Linked DNA regions of Homo sapiens: region 2 is linked to region 1. The links are chromatin loops, found by intact Hi-C in ENCODE. Cell type or tissue: mammary epithelial cell. All regions are shown on one strand. Region 1 overlaps ABTB3 (ankyrin repeat and BTB domain containing 3). Region 2 has its middle 22 kb from the start of ABTB3.

What was found. Hi-C counts contacts between places; a loop is a spot of excess contacts. Peaks named below come from ENCODE experiments on the same cell type or tissue, not always from the same donor. Only the 100,000 strongest peaks of a DNase experiment are listed, where the experiment ranks them.
Region 2: a loop joins it to region 1, with 6 times the contacts of the local background. A loop is called at or near these places in 1 of 110 quality-filtered maps.

Annotation. Positions count from the first base shown.
Region 1 is chr12:107,343,430-107,345,929 of GRCh38, reverse strand. The region is part of intron 1 of ABTB3 (ankyrin repeat and BTB domain containing 3); the gene reads right to left. Among named protein-coding and RNA genes, the nearest start is that of ABTB3, 26 kb to the right of the region's middle. In mammary epithelial cell, no CTCF peak of the experiment used is centred here; a DNase peak (open chromatin) is centred at 1,339; H3K27ac peaks cover 1,294 bases.
Region 2 is chr12:107,295,596-107,298,095 of GRCh38, reverse strand. No RefSeq gene overlaps it. Among named protein-coding and RNA genes, the nearest start is that of ABTB3, 22 kb to the left of the region's middle. In mammary epithelial cell, no CTCF peak of the experiment used is centred here; DNase peaks (open chromatin) are centred at 1,175 and 2,175; H3K27ac peaks cover 954 bases.

The DNA.
Region 1 (2,500 bases):
TGTCTTGTAAAACTTTTGGAATCCAGTAACTATTGAACGAAAAGAGCAGCCATCTCCTTACGTCCAAGTAGCTTCTCTAGCTCGTCATTCATTTCCTTCTACCCACTGTTTCCTCTTAAGATCCCAGGCTTTGTCCCACCTCCCCACCCACCAAGCCCTACTGCCAACACCTGCCCACAGTCAGTTCAAATTTTGGGGAAAAATACATTGCAGAATGGGCATTTTTTTTTGTCTCCCTAGGTTTCCTTGTTTTCCTTTGGGGAATTCAGTCCCTCCTCCACTCTAGTGTGGTCTGGGAGCAGCTGATCTAGCCCCAGCTCCAGGGTTGGGGGTGTCCTATCTGGCCCAAGCCAGTCAGCATGGGCAGCCCCTGATGCCAACCCTGTCCCTGGGCTTCTCTTGTACATGAACCAATAATCCCCCCCTTCTGCTTAAGTGAGTTTGGGTTGGATTTTTTTTTTTATCACTTGCAACTGAAAAGAATCCAAAGATACCACACCCATTTTATCCAAAGAAAAAACAAACCTCCTTCCAATTCTCTTTGCTGGGCAAATCCTATAAAACTCTCCCTTCATAGAGAGCTCCAAAGCCAGAGAATGGAGCATCCACTTGCCTTATGAATAGCCTTGGAGATCCATTTTTCAGGCCCATCAAGGTGTCTACTTATTTGTAAAGAGTCTTCTGCCTTTATCACTCTTTTTTTGCCCATCTATTCAACCCAGAGGTAGCCCATGATCTTATATTTCATGTTTATCTCTATGCACTAAATACCCTGAAAAGAGAACACTTTCAGGTGGGTGAAAAGGGGCTCTCCTTCCAGGTAGGAAGAACCTCCTGAGCAACAGGAAAAGCAAGGGTGGTATCCAGCTCCATATCTCACAAGCCTGGATGAAGGACTAGGCTGGAAAATGGTTATCTTCCACTGGAAATAAACAAGGTCTGGCCATAAAGTTATGAGGTTGAGTGCTTTCTAATCCAAGGCTAATTTCTTTTAGAGCCCTTTTACCCACCAGGGTGATTTTAAAAGCAAATCAATCATTTTTAAAAATCAGAATTCACTCTTATTAATCAAGGCACTATATTAAAACCTACAGAAATATTAAATTAAGTCTGTGTTAAAGCTCAAAGTTGCATGGACTCAAGATTATGTTTATTATCATGCACTAGGGACAATGAATTTAATACAGAGGCTGTTCTGGCTCTACCTCTGCTTTAACAAATCTTAATGTGATCTGGAAAATGCCAAGAACATTCCTCAGTGGGAGGTGATGAGCTGGCCATGACAAAGGTGTCAGCCATCATCCCTCCACGAGGTCAATTGTAGTTCAGTGATTTGAGGGACTCAAGGTGAATCATTCAACAAACACTTGACTGGGGATGAGGTCTTAGAGAAACCTGACCTCTGATGTCCTGGGATTCACTGGCAGAAAACTGCAAAGCTGGGGCTGGAAATATCCACTGCCTTCTCTGACAGGCACTTACTCTGCCTGAAACACAATAGGTCATTAACTAGCTACGATAAGTACTATTGGTTGGCAACCCAACCAATTTCCCTTCTCTCCCTCTTCTTCACTAACATGATTGGGTGGTAGTGGTGGGAACACTGTTTGGGTAAAGAACTAAACTTCTTAGCCTCCCTTGGGGATATGGGTGCTGGGGGACTAAGTGCTGGCCAAAGAGATATAAGAAGAATTATTAGGTGGACATCCAGTGACGCTGCTTAAAAGAAAGACTGACTCCACTGGTAGGTACCCTTTTTCCTACCCTTTGTCACTCTTCATTCTGCTTAAAATGCACATGTGATGACTGAAGCTGTAGCAGCCATATTGGGACCATGAGGCTACCTTGAGACTGGAATCCATGTGTTAAGGCTGGCAGGGCAGAAAGACAGAAGGAGCCTGAGTTGATGCAGAACTACAGATAAGGTTTAGCTCTCTGTCCCCACCCAAATCTCTCTTGAATTGTAATCCAAATTGTAATCCCCAGGAGTCAAGGGAGGCACCTGTTGGGAGGTGATTGGATCATGGGGGTGGTGTCCCCCATGCTGTTCTCATGATAGTGAGTGAATTCTCACAAAATCTGATGGTTTTAAAAGTGGCACTTTTTCCTGCGCTCACACTTCTCTCTCCTTCCTGCTGCCTGTGAAGACGGTGCCTGCTTCCCCTTCGTCTTCTGCCATGACTATAAGTTCCTGAGGCCTCCCGAGCCATGCAGAACTATAAGTCAATTAAACCTCTTTCCTTTATATATGTCTCAGTCTCAGGCATTTCTTTATAGTGGTGTGAAAATGGACTAATATAATAACCATCCCAGCTTTGGACTGCCTACCTGCCTTGGACTGTTGTAAAAGAGAAAACCAACTCCCTACCTTGTTTAAGCCACTGTTAGTTTGGTCTCTGACACTAGCAGTCAAACACATTGTGGCATCGGATTGGCCAATACTTTCAAATCAAAGTTATTATTGGTCAAATATGGCACATTCACCTCCAGCCACCTTTAG
Region 2 (2,500 bases), 48 kb after region 1:
TTTATCTGAGGCCAGGCATGGTGGCTTATGCCTGTAATCCCAGCACTTTGGGAGGCTGAGGCGTGCAGATCACGAGAGCAGGAGTTCAAGACCAGTCTGGCCAACATAGTGAAACCCCATCTCCACTAAAAATACAAAAAATTAGCCGAGTGTGGTGGTGTGCGCCTGTAATCCCAGCTACTCAGGAGACTGAGGCAGGAAAATTGCATGAACCCAGGAGGCAGAGGTTGCAATGAGCTGAGATTGTGCCATTGCACTCCAGCCCAGGCAACAGTGCAAGACTCTGTCTCAAAAAAAAAAAAAAAAAAAAAAAAAAAAGAGTTTATCTGGAAGAAAACACTTTATCCCAGCTCTTCACTCACTCACTCACTCATTCGTTTATTCATATGTGTATCGAGTGCCCACTCTCCATCGACTGCTATGCTGGGCACAGGCACACAATGGTGGACATGACCAATGAGGTTCTTGTCCTCCTGGACCTGCACCCCAGCAGGGAAGACAGACCAAAAGATAGGAAAACAAGTAAAAAGTACGACTGCAAATGGTGATGAGAGTTAAATAAGAATACAAACAGGAAGCTGAGGTAGAGGCTGCCACTTTGGGTCAGGTGGTACAAGAAGGTGACATTTAAGCCTCGCCCTAAGGGATGAGGGGAAGGCAGCCAAATGAAGGGTGAGGGTGGGGTTAGGATGCTTTGCAGGTAAAGGGAACAACATGTGCCAAGCCCTGACCCAGGAAAACGTGGCCAGTGTGGCTGGAGCACAGGGAGAGATGGAGAGAATGGCCAGAATTGAGTTTGGAGAAGTCATCAGGGACCCACTAATGGCAGGCTTTGTAGTGACGGTAAGGAACCGGTATTTTACTCTGGTTGCCATAGGAAGCCACTGAACTTCAAAAGCATTGCTGTCTAACTGTACTTTAGTGGAGTAGAAAATGGATAGAAATAAGAAGGTTTTGATTTGGACGTTCGCCTTGAGGTAGGCTGATTGCATTAATAGCTCCCAGTCTTCACCCTGTCCATATCCATTTGCCATGTGACTTTCCAATTCCTGCCAGAATCTAGGCGGGATGTGTGACTCACTTTGGCCAAAGGACTGTCGGCAAATGTGATGCAAGCAAAGACTTGAACAAGCACTCGCATGTTTCTATTTGTTCTGCCATCACCATCAAACATCCAGCCTAGATGGAAGAAGAAAGACACGGACCAGAGCTGGGACCTAGTCATCTTATTCGATGAATAGGTGGCCAGCCAGCTCTCACACCAATGAATGAATCTGGCCAGGTCAGCAGAGCTGACTAGCCGAAATGCAACTGACTGCAGGCACATCAGTGAGCCCAGCCACACCCAGAACAGCTGAACCATGCAGACTTGTGAGCTAACTAAATGTTTATTGTTATATGCCATTGAAGTTTTGTGGTTGGTTATTACACAGCACTGTAGTGGCGATGGATAACCAATTCATACCTCAACCTCAAACCGCTTATATCTAAACCCCTGAAACTTCAAAATCAAAGAGTTCAAGTGGACTATTTGGATGCTTCAGCTCCTTCTAGCATGAGCTCTGGAGTCAGGGGTCTGCTCTGCTGTTTATTCCCAGTGAACAGTTGAACAAGGTATTTTACTTCTCTGAATCTTAGCTTCTTTATCCATAAGATGGATTTAATGACCACACCCACCCAGTGGGGTTATTAGAGGAATCAAAGGAGAAAACACTTCATAAACGTTAAATTCTGTCTTTGCATCTTCAAGTTATGATCATCGATATCTTCATGTACAGAGAACATGGAATCAAAGTGAAAAGGAAATAAAAGCAGCTATGGAAAGTGTGGCACAGAGAAGAGATATAAGAACCTGTGCAGAGCTGTGTGTTGAGAATGCACCCTGGTTAGTAAGGTGGATCTGTCCTAGGAAAAACCAGAGATCAATGAACGGTCTTTTACCTGGGGTGTAATATGTTTGGTTGTAAATCACCTTTTACGTGATGGATTGAAAAGGATCACCAGAAGCTAAGAAATTGTCGAGCTAGTGTAACCAGAGGCCCAGAGGTGGTCTCCAGGGCTAGCTGTGTCTAGGCAGCACAAGGAAACACTGCCTGGGAGTCCTCCATTCTGTGGATCAAGATGTCATAACTGTCAAACAGGGCCCTGAGGCTGACTCAGCGGCTGATTCAGGGTTAGGATCACTCACCGGTCAGGCAGCACCTGAGGGTAAATCCCTCCTCCTGTGCTCTGGCCTCACCTCCTGCTTCCTGGGAGGCCCTGCCCCATAGCTTCCACCTTTACCTCTTAAAGATAGATGTTGGCTGGGTGCAGTGGCTCATGCCTGTAATCCCAGCACTTTGGGAGGCTGAGGCAGGAGGATCACGAGGTCAAGAGATCGAGACCATCCTAGCCAACATGGTGAAACCCTGTCTCTACTAAAAATACAAAAATTAGCTGGGTATTGTGGTGCATGCCTGTAATCCCAGCTACTTGGGAGGCTGAGGCAGGAGAATCACTT